Linked DNA regions of Homo sapiens: region 1 is linked to region 2. A link is a loop called in an ENCODE intact Hi-C map of the cell type or tissue named here. Cell type or tissue: ovary. All regions are shown on one strand. Each heading gives the region's core, and the rest is flanking DNA. Links, peaks and the distances in the headings are about the cores only.

Region 1 (8,765 bases), core at 3,689-6,188, 110 kb before region 2:
GTAATTCACCCACGTTGGCCTCCCAGAATGCTGGGATTACAGGAGTGAGCCACCACGCCAGGCCAGCACTCTGATCTCTTAATAGGAAAAGGTCCTGTTCTCCTGGGAGCTCAAGAGGGCTTTCTGTAGGGTGCCCAGCACATACAACTGGCCTGCCTCCTCTTTGCCCAGGGTGCTGGACTTGCCGAAAGCTCTTCTGGTGAAGGAATTCAACCATTGCACTTTTTCGCTCAATTGCTTCACTCCCTGTCTGTTGAACATTTCCAAATCTGATTTGCAGGACTTTTTTTTCTTTTCTTTTCTTTTTTTTTGGCTAGTGAGGCTTTAGACTTCCATGCAACTCACCACGCCCAGAAATGGATGCTGGACCAATTGTCTTTACTCCCCCTTTCCCATGCAAGCAATGTAACGGCCTTTGAAAGGGGGCTGGTTTGTGGTTTTCCAGCAGTAGAATGGTCTGTGGTCTTGAGCAGCTAAATTTGAAACCGGGCTTTTCAGGAGGATCAACTGAGCTCTGAAACAGCTGGGCACAGTGCAAGGTGGCAGGGGTCAGGGACAGGCAGGTGGGGCTCCTTGGGCTTGGCTGTGCTTTCACTGCTGACTCCTCAGTGCCGGGAACAGTAAGAGCTCACACAGCCCTGCTTGAATGAATGCATGCATACGTGATGGGATGGATCTGTGCTATGATGAGATGCAGTAGAGTATGTTGGTTAAAAGCCTAGGCTCTAGAACTGGACAGCCTGGAGTGGAACTCTAGCTCTGCTCTTTGTTAGTGGTGTGACTGGGTAACTCAGTTCCGTTCTCTGGGCCTCAGTTTGCTCATCTGTGAAATGGTTGAACTAGATGATTCCAGCATTCCTCCCAGCTCAGACGTTCTGGTTTCTTTGTTGGCCTTCATCCCCAACAATAATGTGTCCAGAACAAAGGCGTGGTGCTCCCTGAGCCCTCTAGCTCAGCCACCATGCTCCCAAAAACCTGTGCTCCCAAATAGAGGCAACATGTCCTCTCTACCCAAATGTGCCTGGGAGTTGTCGCCTTGGAAATGTGCTTTTTTGCTTCTGGGGTTGGGTGCCCATACCCTCCTATCCATGCATTTGCCCCCTCCTCCCTTCCCCCCAGCCATCCTGATCCAGCTTACATACCTCCTCCTCCAGGAAGCCTTTCCTGATGCCGACTCCCAGCTGTACTCCTTTCAAGGCCCTTCTCTGCATCTTTTGCTCCTGGCCTGGGATCCCACCTCACTCATGTTAGGGTGTTTGTGAGAAGTTATTGAATAATTGTGCACACGTCCTCCACGGTTCAAGGGACTGATGGGAACCCACATCTATTCCTTATCTACGAAGTGCCTGGCCTGGTACGAGGAGGCACATTTGTACTCCTTGTCTGAAATTACCCACGCAAAATCTCAGTGACATAAAGAGTGTTACCCTGCTTCAAAGGAGGAAACTGAGGCTTGGCAAGCTTATTTGGAGCCTAGTCTCTGATCCCCTGAAGCGCACTTTCTTCCCACTGCCACAGCACATCTCTCTCAGACTGTGTTCTGTCCTCTGGACACCTTGCTCTGATTACCCTGATCAGATAAAGTAATCTTGCTGGCCGCTAACTGGGATCGGCTCTTGCTTAGAAAGGCCATTGTAAGCATTTTGTATCTCTTATCTCATGTAATCTTATAGCAACCTTATAAGGTAGGTCCTATTCTTATCCCCATTTTACAGGTGGAGCATGTGTGGCTCTAAGAAGGAACTTACTCAAGGTCACACAGTCACACAGGAAGGAAGTGGTGGAGCCAGGATTTAAAACCAGACAGCCTGATGTAGGTGCCTGCCAAACTGAATTGCAGTTCTTCAATTCACTGTTCCAGTCAACCCTGCCTAGGTTCCTCAGGGCGTATTTCTTGAGTATGCACTGTGTGGATCAGAGGACAAGGGGCAGAGGATGACAGACCCATGTCCTTGGCCAATCTCAAAGCCCCACTGGGAGGGGACAGGTACAGTTCTCTGAGGTCTTTCGAGGGTCTGCACTGTGCTGAGACCCTCTGAAGGGACACTGCTGTTACGCTGTCAGCTTCACATAGGGTGAGGCAGGCTCAGAGGGGTCAGTGGCTTGTCTAAGGTCACCCAGTGAGTGAGTTGGGGAGCCAGGATTTGAACTTGAGCAGTCAGCCTCAGAGTCCCTACCCCTTTCCACCATTTCTTCCTGCCTTACAGGACACGGCATATGAGCTGCTATGGGGGAAAAGCATAGAAAGTGGCATTTGACTTGGACTTGGGGGTCAGGCTTCTCAGAGGAAGTGAGGTCTAAGTCGAGACCCTCATGTAACGCAGGAAGTGGTGGGAGTAGGGGGAGGAGAGAGAACAGCATGTGCAAAGGCCCAGAGGCAAGAGAGAGCATGGTTTGTTTAAAGAACTGGGTGCGGTGGCTCACACCTTTAATCCTAGCACTTTGGATGGCTGAGGTGGGAGGATCACTTGAGCCCATGAGTTCGAGACCAGCTTAGGCAACATAGTGAGACCCTATCCCTACAAAAAAAATAAAATAATAATAAAATAAAATAAAAATAAAAACCAAAGAGCACAGAATGAAGGCGTTTGTTCTAGGTTTCTTCACTGGCATTTCCAGTTGCAGTCTTTGAGTAGTAGTTTATCTAGAAGGGCTGCGGAATGCCTCCTGTGGATTCTGTACCATGTTAGGTCCTAAATGCAGACGCAGCCCTTGGTAGGGGCAGGGACTGGTGCGCTGCTCGGAGGGGGTCCCAAGGACCGAGGCGGGAATACTAGCTCCAGGATTAGGGAAGGGCCAGGAGGAATGGAAGTACTTTATAGTCGGTGGGAGCTGCCTTGTGTCCTTGCCTGTAACCCTGACATCCTAGATATGGGAAGGATGAAATGAGATAACCAGGACCTGGCGCTTAGTAGGCCCTCACCAGGTGCCAGGCACAGAAGCTCAGTGGCAGGCGTGTGCCAAGTTTGGGGCAGCCAGTGGTCAGCAGCCCAGCTGCCCCGTGGCACCAGGGAAGAGGGGAAGGGCCCTGCCGTGGAGTAGGCAGAGCAGGGCCTGGAGGGGCCCTGGGCCAGGGGCCTCAGGCTGAAGCGAGCATGGCCGAGTGAAGTGCATGGCCTCTCACTGGAGGGCAGAGGCTGGAACACTGGACAGGGAAGTCCCCACCAGGCCAAGGATGGCTTGAACAGCTACGGAGTAGGCGGCTCAGGTCAAGGATCTGGCCACGGCCCAGAGTCCAGGCACTGGACACTTGGGTCTCTGTTGTGTCCCAATGCTTCCTGGGCCTTGGTTTCCCCATCTTGACACGGGGCGTTGGTGCTTACCTCTCAGGCATTGCCATGGGGTAGGAAGGGGGTGTGAAGCGCCTGTGCTGGGCTTGCAGGTAGTAGGTGCTCAGCCCCTCGGAACGGACGCTGCTGTTGTACACAGAGAAACAGAGCCAGGACCCCAGGCCAGGCCTCCTCTTGCTGTGGCCTCCCTGAGATGGGACTTGGGACAAAAGGTGGTCGGGACTGCCATGCCCTGCCCTTTCCAAGCCCACCTTTGTAGGGGGCAGCCAGGGCTCACTCCAGTGGCCCATGAAGGCTTTAGCCCTGGAGCTGCCCAGCTAGCCCTTCAGGCTCTGGGCCACTTTGCTGGCCTCACATCCCAGCTCACCTTCCTGCTCTGCAGCCTCAGAGATGCCCTTCCCTTTCTGAGCCTTGCCAGGTAAAATGCAGCCCTCTCTGGTCCTCGTGACGACCACCTAAGGTGCTGGGTGCAAATCCCCAGCACACAGTAGGTGCTCTATGAACGGTCACACTTGCCTTTACCCCACAGTCTCCAAGCACAGCAGTGAGCTGCGATTCTCACCTGTGGTGGGCGTTGGCCCCTTTTAAGCCATTTACTCTGGGGCCAATTATAAATAGACACATAATCGCCCCTATCTATAGAGATAAGACATACTCTTCAGATGAGCCCGCCCCTCCCCTGCCCCCCTCCACGCTGGCACGCGCTCTCCGCAGTTGAAGGCGAGGGGGGATCGGGTGCTCCCCTCCCTCCTCCATCCATCCATCCCTCCTCCCCGCTGCTCCTCCATCTCCACCCTGCAGAGGTGAGATCGGCAGGGGCCGTGATGTCAGAGGCTCAGCTGATGTCACCGCCCCGGCCCTGTGACTTCACTTGCCGGCTTGGGCAGGAGGAGCCGCGAGGAGGCTGAGAGCCGAGAAACTGCCCCCCTTTCCTTTTCCTTCTCCTTTTTTCCCTTTCCCCTCCTCCCCCGCCTCGGCTCAGGAGTTGTTTTCCTCCCCCGTGGTCGCCGGGCTGGCAAGGGGTCTGGGGCAAGGGCCAGGGAAGGATGCGGCTGCAAAGGTAACGGTGTGCGCGGTGCCTCTCCCGCGGTCGTGAAAGTTTGCTCTGGCGTGCGAGGCGTGCCCGCCGGGTGCTCCGCCGCGCCGCGCTGCCCTGGCCCGAGGCTCCCCGGGGGCGGGCAGGGGCCGCGCCGGGCCAGGGCAGGGCTGGGCAGGGGCCTCCCGGGCGGCCTTTACTGCCTTGTCCCCATCAAAGGCCGCAGCTGCTCGAGTGGCGGCTGTAGCTTTGAAACTGCCATAAAGAGCGATGGAGGGCGGGGAGGCGGGGGATGTTCAGAGCAGTGCCCAGGAGGGTGGCCGGGAGAGGAGGGGCCCGAGGGGGCTGCTCGGGGAGCGCGGCAGCAGCAGGGGCGTGAAGGGCAGGGCCCCGGGTCACAGTCCCAGGGGCCGAGTGCCCGCCCCCGTCCCCTCCGGTCCAGATCCAGCCGCGCCCCCGTCCCCTCCGGTCCAGATCCAGCCGCCGTGCGCAGCCAGCCCGGGTGTGAGGGTGCAGAGCGGCGGGGGGTTGGGGCTGGCTGCTCCCTCTCCCCCCCTCCACTATTTCCAGGCATGTTCTTCCACCTCCAGCAGGCCATTTGTCAGTGGTGATGCGGGACAAAGGAGGGGCAGTGGGTGGTCTGCTGCGAGTTGGGCGATGGGCACGGAGCGAGGGCCGAGAGAAACGCCAACAATGAAGAGGCAGATCGAGGGCTTTGCTCATTCAGGCTGTCGAGGGAGCCGTCATTTTGTGTTAGCGTGTGTGTGTCTGAGGTGGGAGGAGGAAGAGAGCGGAGAATGACAGGAGAAGGATTATGACATTGTGTTGTCTCTGTTTGTGGTAAATGCAAATTTGGCACCAGTGGTTTCCCGGGAAAAGGAGCAGCAAGTAACCCAGGCCGAGGCCCTGGCCCAGACCCACGGAGGGAGCCCGTGCTGGGCGGCGTGGGGCTTTATTTGGCCCTCCCTTTTTTTCTATCTGGCGTGTGCTTCTTGCATTTATTTTACAGTGAAGAGCTGGAGACAGACAGGCCGGCGAGGCAGGAGGAGCCGGCCCCCTCCTCCCAGGCATGGCAGCCCCTCCTCAGCTCACCCCGGAGGAGGCCTGGGCAGCTCTCCCAACCCCCAGGCGCTGTCCCAGCTCTCCGGCCTCCCTCCCAGGTCTCTGCCCCCAGCCAGGGTCACCGTTCCATCATTCTCTTAGCCTGGGCAGCCTGAGGTCTCTGAAGGCTACTTCTGCCCGCAGCTGCTTCCCAAGCGTGACCAGAGACCGAGAACCTGGGACCGAGGCTGGGATGGGGCTTTGCAGAACGAAGGCCAGGGCTGGGCGCTCCCCCGGCTACAGTGCTGGCCTGGCTGGCCTGGAGGTTGGCAAACAGCTCTGCAGCCAGGGGCTGTTAGCACAGCCTCCTGGACCTTGACTCCTCTGACGGGCCCATGAGGGCAAGGGAGCTTGAGCCTGCCCTGGGCCAGGAAGCGGCCATGGTACAAGTCTCTGGGCTGCCACAGGGCTCAGGCAGGTGCAGTGACATGGGCGCAGGTGGTCAGTGTGTTTACAGCAGGCCTCCAGAGAGGGCATGGTGGAGTGAGTTTTACCAGGGCCAGGCCGTAGCTCAGGCCCTAGCAGAGACTGTGAGTTCTAAGCTGAGAAGCCAGGGCAGGAACCATCTACAGGCAGAAGGTCAGGGGAAGGCTGTGGCTCTCCTTCCAGTCTCCCTTCCCCTGGAGCTGGTCCCTAACCTGACGTCACCACCTCCTCTTTTCTGGTCAAGTCTTCTGGTCTCAATTCACTTCCTCCAGGAAGCCTTCCCTGTCCTTCTCTCAGGTGGACTTGGGTCCTGTGCCTGGCCCACCTTCTTTGCCCTCTCACAGTCCTGACCACACAGACGTGGGTCTGTCTCCCTGTTAGGCCTTTGGGTGCAGAGCCTGGGTGACCATCCTTGGTTACAGGGACACTTAAGGCCTCCCCTCTGCACTCCTGGCACCTGCCCAGAGCTGGGCATAGAGGAGCCCTGTTCCTAGAGCTCAGAGGAACACACCCAGACTCAGACCCCCCAGGAAGTGGGACCACCAGGATGGAACAGCTGCCCTCTCCCCATGTCCTAGACGGTGTGATGGGCTCACTTCCTTTGGGCAAACTCACCCCAAGGGGTTTTTTCCCCACAGAAATCTTTTCCCTGAGTACCCCTGTGAGGTCTGACAGGGAAATCAAGAGAGGCTTCACAGAGGAGGTGGCATTTGAAGGCCTTGAAGAGTGAGTAGGAGTTTGCCGTGCTAAGGCAGGAGAGGGTGTACCATCAGAGGGAAGTGCAAGAACAGCGCATCCAAGGTGTAAGAGGCGGGTTGCACTCTGTGGCTGAAGCCGTTGGAAGGGAAGAGTGGGGAGAGGCGGCGACAGTGGAAGTGGGGCCCTTGTTTCACTGGCTGGGGGAGCCACTTGTGGAGGAAGGGAGAACCTGACCTGATGACAGACTGGGCGGTGCCACATGGACACCGCAGTCATTGCAAACTCGCCTTCTTTGGACCCGTTTTCAGGATCTTGCAAAGCTGGCTTGTTCTAGCTGCTCCCAAGCCAGCCTCTCTCAGGCTGCCTTGTGCTGGGATTCCCAGATGGCCTCAGATTTGAATTTAAAGACCAGCTTGGGTCTTCTTTTAATTTGGAGTCTCAGGACCAGCCCAGGCCACATTCTGAGCTGGAACCAAATTGGCGGGAAGCAGTTTGGATGCCGATCAAGGGGTGAAGGGTTCAGGAGCAGCTCCTCCAGCCTGGGACCCCGAGATGACTGGAGGCTCCTGTGGGAGACTGGGGTGGCTAGTCCCCCAGACCTATCCCCAACGGAGATGGCAGCACAGAGGGGTGGCCAACGTCCTGAGGCCAGACTGCCTGGGTTCAATCCTGGCTCTCCCATTTCCTAGCTGTGTGGCTTCAAGGAAGTTACCTGCCCTCTGTGAGTCTTTGTGTTCTTGGGTAATAATAATACCTACATCACAGGGCTGAGGTGAGGATTACATGAGATCATTCTCACAAAGCAGTCAGCCAGAGCCTGGCTCCCAGGGGGCACTGAATAATTGTTAGCTTAAAAAAAGATAACTCCAGAGAGCAAAGGCTCTAGCACCTAGTGTCTGGGGTCTAATCACTCAATCCATCTGAGCCTCAGTTTCCCTAGTTGTAAAATGGAGATGGTCATCGTGTCTGGTAATAATAGCCAAGACTGAGGAGCACTGACTGCGAGATTTGCAGGCTGTGTTCTAGTTGCCTAACTATGTATTAGCTTAATAGTCTCTCCCCACCCTGAGCCACATGTAGGGGCAGAGCAGGGGCCAGGGCAGCCTAGAAACTAAAAGTGTGCAGGGAAAAGCCCCAGAGATTTGGTAGTTTCTGGGTGAAGCTAAACCAGTCCCCTTGCTTAGCAAAGGCAAGAACAGAGGGAAGTGGATGGCTGGAGTGTGAGGCATGGAGACCACAAAGGCCCACCCACCACTGTAAATGAGCTGCCTGGGGCTGGACGCCCCTCATACGTGGCGGAGTCACCTACACACCGTGGGGCCTTGAGCGAGTTGTGACCACCATCCTGGACTTCGATTTCCCTAGCTGTGTGAGGCGGACTTGGGTCTGTTCACCTCTCAGGCCCGCCACTGCTCTAAGGGGCTGTGATTCTCTTGTTGCTTTGGTTTTCTTGGAAGGTTTCCATGTAGGTAGTGACTTGGGCGGTATCATCTGCCCATTGATTTTTCCAGAAAGGATGCTTTCTTCCCTCCCATTCTGCACTCAGCCCACAGATGAGTGACCTCTTGCCTAGCTTTCCCATTTCTCCTCCTGTCCCTGCTAGTAACTCACCTGGTCTAGGCTCAGGGACCGAGAGGGCCCAGCCCAGTAGCAGCTCCCCAGAGGCCCCCAGAGGGCACAAGAGCCCCATAGACAACACACCCCATCACCTGTGAGGAGCACCTGGGGTGGTGTCTACGGGGCTGGGGAGCCACATCCAGCCCACACATGGCTTTGTGAGCCCGATTGCCACGGAGGCCCCCAGTGGCTCATTCACTCTCCCTCCTCCCCTCAGCAGAAGCTTTGGGATCCAACAGGTGTGGCTTCCTCCTTGCTCCGCTGTGTCTGCTGGGTGACTGTAGGCACCACACCTCCCTGAGCCTGTTTGCTCATGGGGTGAATCGTCCCACCTCACGGAGCACCTGAGGCTGGAATGATGGCAACAGCACTTGTGGCACTGAGAAGCGCAGTCACTGTGTGCCTGCAGCCCTCACTCGGGGGTGATGTTAATGTCCCTGTTCTACGGGTGAAAAGGCTGAGGCTTCAGGAGCTTAGGGAGCTTGCCGAAGGTCACATTGCCCTCTGTCCTTCCTTATTTTATTTTATTTATTGAGAGGGAGTCGCTCTGTTGCCCAGACTGGAGTGCAGTGGCGCAATCTCTGCTCACTGCAACC
Region 2 (8,765 bases), core at 2,223-4,722:
GCAGAAGTGCTGACTGCGCCCTCTGGACAGTGTAGGATGGTGCCTGGGCCTTGAAGAACACAGATTGAGAGACCTTGACTGGCTGGCCATGTAGGTGCAGTTGCCTGTTCAGAGTCCTCAGAAGAGGTTTTACTACACCTACTGCTCTTCACTCTTCCCTCCCAGCAGGGACTGGTAAGAGGAGAAGCTCCCCTGTGCCCTCCAGGTTTCTGAGCTCTCTAGCTGTGGTTCTGGCCCCTGCCAGGAACGTGAATTGTGCTTCCTGACGGCCTGTGGACATGTATGAGAACAGAGGAGGGCATTGTCTGCACAGTGTTCCTGCATGGGAGGCCTTGTCAGAGATGGACACTGCCTCAGGCAGATTGCTGTAGGAGACTTCATTTCCAGATGTATCTGGCATTAGTTTCAAGTTGTCGTTAGCGTGCATTCATAGTGTCTTACTCTTTTCTGCTTCTAACTCAGAGGGAACGCATTTCCTAACATGAGGCGTGTTTTATTAATGGTCCATCACAGCTGGTCACTGTTCTGTGGCCGTGAGGGAACTGAGCCACCTGCGCCTTTCTGATGGCACCCTTTGCTGCTCGTGTGGTCCCTGTCCTCACTGGTATAAACCCCTGTGGCGTAAGCGTGGCCCAGCCCCACGTGTGCTGTACTGTTTCTGTTTGGCCCAAACTAGAGACTAAGCCAGCATAGTGCTTGCTGCCAGAGCCCAGGTAAGAAGAGAGCATATCCCCTGAGCTCCAGTTGTCTGGCTCCTGCTGTTTATAAACTCTCTGGCAGATTGGAGCAGCGGGAGTCTTGGTCACACTATGTACTTGTGGGTTTTAAATTAACACATTTCATTTATTGCCTTGCTAGTTGCTTGCTGGGGGAGGGGCTTGGAGGTTAGTAGTAAGTTGCTGAGCTCTTGGGCCCACGGAGCCAAGAAGGCTGCCGCCCACTCTCTTAGATACTCATGGGCTCCAACGAAAGACAGGCTATGATGTTCCAGGTCTGGCCAAATATAAAAGGGTCTTTTTGATTTGTTTTAGGATACCGGGACCTGAAAAGTTTTCATGTGTATGTTCATTGCTTATTACTATTGCACTTGAAATCTGTGGGTGCACAGGCTGCTAGTCTGGATCTCAGTTTAAATTTAACAAGGATAAGTACCGTGGCTGCCTCCTGCCATGGTGCCTGGGAGCTCTCTGAGAATGTGTTATCAATATTTATTAACATTCTGCCACCGCGTTTTGCACCAGTGACCTGGCTGTCGGTCTCCAGGAGCTGTGGTGTGCAGAGTGAACTCATTAATTAGATTTCCTTGCCCTGATCCATGCACTACCCTTGTGTGAGAGCTCAGCTCACCTGGAGGCAGATGTGTCCTTGCTGCCATCCAGGATGCTGTCATCATGTTACAAGTTGGAATGAATCATTTTTCCTCCAAGGATTAAAAGCATCCTCATGGGATTTTACCTTCCTCTGAAGCATTTAGTGTGGATTATGTGATTTGTGTTGGAGGCTTCTGTGTCTCCGTGGGTCGTGGGGCAAAGGTGACAGTGGGGCTCTTGGGCCTGGCCACCTTTCTGTCTCAGACACCTGGGCATTCTCTGTACAGAGAAGAAAATACGCGTCTAGATTTTAAAGTGTTTTTACAAGGAGGCTTTGGCTTGAGCCTGAGAAATGGGGTTAGCCTAGAATCAAGGATTTTTAAAATAGCATTTATTGGTGATATCGTGGGAATATAGAAAAGATAAAATTTAAATCAGCTGTATCTTCTTACCCAAAGAGAATTATTGTTACATATTCATAGATTTCCTTTCAGTCTTTTTTTTTTTTTTTTTTTTTTTTTTTTTGAGACGGAGTCTCGCTCTGTCACCAGGCTGGAGTGCAGTGGTGTGATCTCGGCTCACTGCAACCTCCGACTCTCTGGTTCAAGTGATTCTCCTGCCTCAGCCTCCCAAGTAGTTTTTTTTTTTTTTAAGACAGTTTTGCTTGCCTAGGCTATAGTGCAGTGATGTGATAGTAGCTTACTGCAGTCTGAACTCCTGGGCTCAAGCAGTCTTCTCACCTCAGCCTCCCAAGTAGCTGGGACTATAGGCAAGTGCCATCACACCCAGCCTTTCAGTATTTTTTTTTTTTTTTTTAATAGTGACAGGATCTCACTGTGTTGCCCAAGCTGGTCTTGACTCTTGGATTCAAGTGATCTTTCTGCCTCGGCCTCCCAAAGTGCTGGGATTACAGGTGTGAGCCATGGTACCCAGCCCCAAGTCTTTTTTTAATGCGTAGAAACATTTTAATAAAATTAGCACATTTATACATTTGTACATCCTGGTTTTTTCAAGCAGTTTTGTTTCATGGGTGTTTTCCATACCATTAACTCTTTTCAAATGTTAATTTTTAAGTGACCGATATCCATCATGTTAAGGTATCATAGCTTACTTGGGTTGTCTCTAATGTTTTCCTATTAGAAGTAAGTGTAGCGACCTGCTACCTTTATGTCTGACCCTGTCAATCCCAGCCAGCATGACCACACCTATGTCCAGCTGTGAAGTCTCCATCTGACTGTCCCCTTCTGTCTTCCAGATTGTTTGCTACATGAGGAGAACTTCTCGGTGAGGTGCCCTAAGCACAAGGTGAGTCAGAGGCCCCAAGAGCTACCAGCAGGGATGGGATCGAGGGTGGCTCCTCCTGAAAGACCTGAAGACCAGGTGTTGGTGGGCCTCACCCACACCTGTCCCCACCTGTGCCTCCGGCTGTTAGTCCCCTCCTGGCCCTGGGAGGGTGGAGGGGCATGATGCTGAAGGGAGACCCGTGGCATGGGGGCCAGCACTCGGAGTATTATGAGGATCCCAGGAGAAATGTGTTTTGGGAGAGGGGGTGTTTGTCTGTTCATTAAGAGAGGTGAGAATATCTAACTCGATCAAGCCACTGATTTCCACTTGAGGTGAATAGAACCCCAATTCACAGGTTGGCGTTTGGTAAGTCTGGTTCTAGGCCTTGAGGCCTGTGCAAAGGCATCTTCCCAGACTAGAAGTCGAGCTGACCACAAGGCTCTGGGGAAGCTCAGTCTCTTCCAGGTTGTGCTTCTGCAGAAGCAGCCTGATGCACAGTGGATGGGCTGTCTCGGGCTCCACTTCCCAGTTTATTTAGGAGGTGGTCTCGTGGTCGCTTCCTTTAGGAAAGGGTGGGAGGTAAGGGGTGAATGGTCTGTTTGTGGATACCACATATGTGTGTGGGGAGGGTGTATATGGAGAAGGAGCCCCAAGAAAGGATCAGAACGGAGACCACTGCCACCTGATGTTTCCTGCAGGGGCTGCACTGTGTCTCTGGCTGAGGTCACACTGACACCTGGTGGTCACTGGTCACTCGCAGTCTTAAATCTAGTAGGGCCGAAAGTACTAGAAGGAGGTTGTCCAGAGAGGTCTGCCCTCAAAATGCTCCTGAAAGATGCTTGCTTATGCTTTTCTTTAAAAATTATTTCTGGGGAAGGGCGGGGAGTGGTCACAGGATCTTATATTCTCTTTATTTTTACTTAATTTGCATGTTATTTTTAGAACTCCCCTTTTTAAGGGTCACATTTTGCCTCAGAAAACCCTGTCTGAATGTCTCCTGTTTGTCGGTCAGGACTGACTCTGCCTTTTCTTTCCTTTTCCATGTGCCACTCCTGTCCTCCCTTTGCCCTCCCTGATTTCTGCACTGTCCTCTCCCACCTGTCTGTCTCCTCTTGGTTTTGCCCGTGTCAGCCTCCCCTTCCGTGCCCTCTCCCCCCCTTGCAGAACAAGACCGCGAAAGGCAGCCTCAGCACAGAGCAGTCGGAGCGGGGGTGAGGGGGGCAGTGTGCTCGTGGGAATGGAAAGGACAGCAAGCACAGGTGAGTCGGGGCCACCGGGCTCCCTGCATCCTGCCCGGCTCCCAGCAGGCGTCGTTGCCTCTGCCCTCCTGCTCGCTCTATGCTCTGCCACCAGCATTTCATCCTGTGGATGACAACGCCAGGTGGATGCAGTGTTCTTCCATTGGTTACTTAGCTCCCCAGATTATCTGTGGAAAGGAGTGGGGGCTTCTAAACTGTCCACTGCCAATGGGGTGCAGGGTGACTGTTCCTGAAGGCAGCCCTTCAGGGCACAGCTGGCCAGGGGTGGCCTTGTGAGTGGACACAACAGGCTTTTAGGTCTCTTTCTTGGGCAGGGCATCTCTTGCCAGTAGCCCCTGCTCTTTCCCCCGTCTCAGAAAGGGTTCCAGTCAAAGGTCTCTTCTTTTTAATTTACTACATTTCTGTAAAGCTTATGGTGTGTTTTCCTTTGAAAACAACAGAACTCTTGGGTTTTGTTATTAGAAATCTTTTTTTTCCAGTATTATGAAGGATTCCTTTTTGCAGAAGTACAAAGGAAAGAAAAATCCTCAAAGATTTAGTAGACTCTAGCATCTGATTTAATTTTACTCTTAAAAATCTCGAGGCTGGGCATGGTGGCTCATACCTGTAATGCCAGCACTTTGGGAGGCTGAGGCAGAAGGATCGCCTAAGCCCAGGAGTTCAAGACCAGCCTGGGCAACAGTGAGACCCTGTGTCTACATTAAAAAAAAAAAAAAAAATTAGCCGTGCGTGGTGGTACATGCCTTTAGTCCCATCTACTCAGGAGGCTGAGCTGGGAGGATCACTTGATCAAACCTGGAGGTTGAGGCTGCAGTGAGCCATGATCGTGCCGCTACATTCCAGCCTGGGCCACAGTGAGACCCTGTCTCAAAAAAAGAAAAAAAATTCTTGTGATTGAGTTGTGCTTGCTGTGAGTTTGTGTGGGATTATTGTGGTCACGGCCCTCTTGGCAGGCATCTGTGAAAACAGGATGATAGGACTTGGGGTCTCTAGAAGCTGCAGGCCTCTGAGCTCCATGCTGCTCCTTCACCCTCCCTGCGTCACTGAGGCATGAAGGGAAATAGGTTGTAAAGAAAAGAAAAACCAAAATGTACCTTGTGGCACTTGCTGCTACAGGATGGGGCAGGAGGACTAGTTGTCTCAGAAATATTCATTGAGGGGTCATTTCTCTCAAATGGGAGGACTTCTGTGTCGACCTCAGGAGTTTGACTCACACAGCTACGCTAGACGTGTCCCTTCCGGCACCACCATGTGCCTGACCACCTTCTGGAACGTGCCCTCCTCCTTGTTACCACTACTAATTTCCGGAGAAGGCCCCTCGGCTGCCACGCCATTTGAGAAGTCAAGTGGGGGCTGCTGAGTGCCTTCTTGATAGAGCGTTGAGTGTGGTGCCTTTCTCTTTCCTCTTCCGGGGAGTAGGGCTGGCAGTGAAGGGATCAGAGCAAAGTGGGGAGGTGGGTGGAAGCCATTCCATGTGTTCCTGGGTCAGAGGAACCAGATGAGCAAATGAAGCCTCTTGGACTTGGAGTACATTGCCACCATCAGCGAGTGGCTGCTGGTTTTCCAGAACCTGCTGGGCAGCACTGCCTGCTCCTTTTCCTGGGATTAGCCCTTAGGACAAGGCAGCCATTGCATTGCGTGGTTTTGAAAGGACTGTTTCTGTTGGCCCTCCTGCATGTCCCTACGCTCCTGAGGGTGTCACTGTGCCTTCCCATTGTCACCCCTGTGCCAGCACAGGCCAAGATGGTTAGAGTCAAGTTCTGTAGGGGACCACGATGCGTATTCCTGGAATGTGTCCTAGAAGACCTGGTTAAGGAAAGAGCTTAAGTGTTTTTTGTTTTTGTCCTGGAATTGCATCTGTGTTTGAGAAAAAGAAAGTTCAGGCCCTGGGCCTGGTGGACAAATCTCCTGGGGATTTTGTTCATCTGTTCCTCTCTAGTCATTCTTGGGCCTTCCTTCCTAGCTGTCAGGGCCCTTGACTCTTTTTTTTTTTTTTTTTGGAGACGGATTCTCACTTTGTCGCCCAGGCTGGAGTACAGGGGCACGATCTCGGCTCACTGCAACCTCCATCTCTGGGGTTCAGGCGATTCTCCCGCCTCAGCCCTCCCGAGTAGCTGGGACTACAGGTGTGCACCACCACGCCCAGCTAATTTTTGTATTTTTTGTAGAGATGGGGTTTCACCATGTTGCCCAGGCTGGCCTTGAACTCCTGACATCAAGTGATCTTCCCGCCTTGACCTCTCAAAGTGCCGGGATTACAGGCGTGAGCCACGGCGCCCGGCCAACTCTTGAACAGAACAATGAGCTTCATCCTTCTGGGTTGAAGCACAGTGATGAAGTGGCCTCACCCATTGAAGAGAGTCGTCTCAGGTCCATTGAGGTTGAACCATTCCATTCAGCTCTTGGAGGGAGAGGATGGACTCACTGCATCCAGTCCTGTCCATCTGAAATGTTTTTTATGTGCTGTTCCCACAAGGCATATAGCTTTTCCTGGTTTCCCAGTTCAGCAGTGACATTGAGGGTGGTCACCGTCCTTCATTTGTGGTAGAAGCCCTGGTGACTGGGGATAGAATCACACCTCTGACTAAAGGAGGACTCATCTTGGGCCCCATGCTGGGGACAGAGAGCCACCATTATTGGGTGCCCTGACAAGGCAGGGAACAGACAGCGAATGTGCGTGTGTGTCTGCCTCCTAGTGCGCCATGTTCTGACAGAGTGATATGATAGGTGCTGTGTGACTAAGATCAGACTACTCCATGTCTCTGTACTTCGGTTTCTTCTGTAAAAACAGGAATAGCAGTGCCAACCTTTTGAGATTCCATTGGGAAATGTCTCTAAGTGCCAGCACAGCACACTGGCTCTCAGCCCGTTGATCTGCCATGCCTAGCTGTGGGTTTCTCTTGGGAGTTGGAGGGGTCAAGGCAGCAGATTGGACCCTGCAGCTGTCTCTTATAGCAAAAAATACCCAAGGCTTGGGGTTAAAAGATGCCGCCCCTGCCTCCCAGCCTGTGAGGTATCTGGTACCTGACCCTCGCCAGGAGTGCGGAGGGGAAAAGTCCTTCTGCAGGCCCGTGGTTGCCCACTGTCTCTTTGTGCCAAGGGGGTTGCCTTGCTGGCTTGTGTCATTGGTTGGCAGGGCTTTTGACAGTGGAGTCCCTATACCCAGCTCTTCCTCCTGTCGTGAATTAAACAAGGAGGCCCCAGCTTGCCCTAACAGGCCCTGTGGTCCAGCACATGGGAAGCATAACCTTGATCAGGGCTAATGCTGCATCCTGGATGCTATGTACCCTGCACAGAACAGCCATGGATGGACGCTGAGCAAGGCAGGGAACGGGGCGTGGCCCCCCTGCCCCTGGAGCTGGACATCACACAGTCCATTTGTGTGTATGCATGAATGTCACATTCTAGAGTTCCCCTTTCCCCAAACTGGTCCAGAGGCAGTCCAGGGTTACACCTCCAGAGGAGAGCCTGAGTCTGTCCACTTTCCTTCCCCACCAGCCCCAGCCCAGGCATTGTGGCTGCTATAGTGCCCGCCTCCCTGCCACTGCTCAGCAGCCAAGTGCAATCTTCATTAGGCCTCCCTCCAGTCCTGTCCCTTCTCTACGTCAGAGATTCTTGTCATCTTCCACACAAAGCCCAGACATCTCACCTTGCCTTCCAGAGCCCTATGGAAGTCTCAGGTGACTCTCCAGGCCCCTGGCTGCCTCCAGCTCCTCAGGGACCAGGCTTCCTTCCTCTGGGCTTCTGCACACACAGTTCCTTGTGCTGGAAACACTTTGGCTCCCCATCTTCATGTTGAAAACAGGCTCCCATCTCCTGGGTCTCAGCTTAAATCCTACTTCCTCAGAGAAGCCTTTCCCTTTCTAAATCCTTGTCTCCATTGCCCCCCTCCTCGCTTGCAGCCATCCTAGCATCACCACAATTTCAGATCATTTACTTGTTTACTACCTGTCTCTCCACTAGACTGTAAGCTCCATTAGGGCAGGGACCACGTCTGTCTTTGCACCATCAAAGCCTAGCCCAGAGCGGGGCATGTAACTATGCTAGTGCCAAGTGAGTCTGTGTTAAAGAAATGAGTGCATCCCAGGCCGGGCACAGTGGCTAACGCCTATAATCCCAGCACTTTGGGAGGCGGGCAGATCACGAGGTCAGGAGATCGAGACCATCCTGGCTAACAATACAAAAATACAAAAAATTAAAACACTAAAATACTAAAAATACAAAAAATTAGCCGGGCGTGGTGGTGGGCGCCTGTAGTCCCAGCTACTCGGGAGACTGAGGCAGGAGAATGGCATGAACCCGGGACGTGGAGCTTGCAGTGAGCTGAGATCGTGCCACTGCACTCCAGCCTGGACGACAGAGTGAGACTCCATCTCAAAAAAAAAAAAAAAAAAAAGAAAGAAATGAGTGCATCCCAGGGAAAAAAGGGCTCTTGGACCCTGACCATCGGTGCCCTTAATCAGTATAGATTCAGAATTAGGTTTCCCTTCATATCCTCCCTCTCTAGTCGGAATTAGTGTCTGTTTTAGAAATGAGGAAATGGGCTCTGGGCGAATCCTGGCCAGGGTGAGTGGTGTTGAGATGATGAGTTTTTGCTGCAGTTGGGAAAGGCAGGCTTGGAGTCTGATGTGGAAGGACGCGAGGATGGCGTCCCGGGTTCAGGCCACGGATGAGGCCAAAGGGGAGCAGAAAGGACAGTGTGAGCGAGAAGGGAAGGGAGGGAACAAGTGAGGGAGCCTGGGAAGGTGTTGGCCCAAGACGAAACCCTGGATGCTGGCAGCTGGGGAGCAAGGTGATGTTCTTTAAAAGAGAATTCACAGTCTTCAGCACAGGGGCGGCAGGTCGCTCCTGCTGCTCAGGCTGGCTGGCACCAGGGCTGCTCCCAGGCTCACTGTCGGGGACCCAGCCGTCT

The links. A loop is a pair of places that touch in the nucleus more often than their neighbours do. Peaks named below come from ENCODE experiments on the same cell type or tissue, not always from the same donor. Only the 100,000 strongest peaks of a DNase experiment are listed, where the experiment ranks them.
Region 1: a loop joins it to region 2, with 2.0 times the contacts of the local background. A loop is called at or near these places in 8 of 110 quality-filtered maps.

Annotation. Positions count from the first base shown.
Region 1 is chr22:42,279,412-42,288,176 of GRCh38, reverse strand. It overlaps a transcript of TCF20 not described here. Among named protein-coding and RNA genes, the nearest start is that of TCF20, 13 kb to the right of the region's middle. RefSeq lists enhancers at 4,259-5,108, 5,109-5,959. In ovary, for the core only: no CTCF peak of the experiment used is centred there; DNase peaks (open chromatin) are centred at 4,166, 4,696 and 5,756; H3K4me3 peaks cover 975 bases.
Region 2 is chr22:42,163,697-42,172,461 of GRCh38, reverse strand. It overlaps TCF20 (transcription factor 20), which reads left to right. Exons shown (of 6, transcript NM_001378418.1): 4 at 2,566-2,615; 5 at 3,726-3,853. The coding sequence ends at 3,809. Among named protein-coding and RNA genes, the nearest start is that of CYP2D6, 37 kb to the right of the region's middle. In ovary, for the core only: a CTCF peak has its summit at 3,295 (motif pointing left); a DNase peak (open chromatin) is centred at 3,321.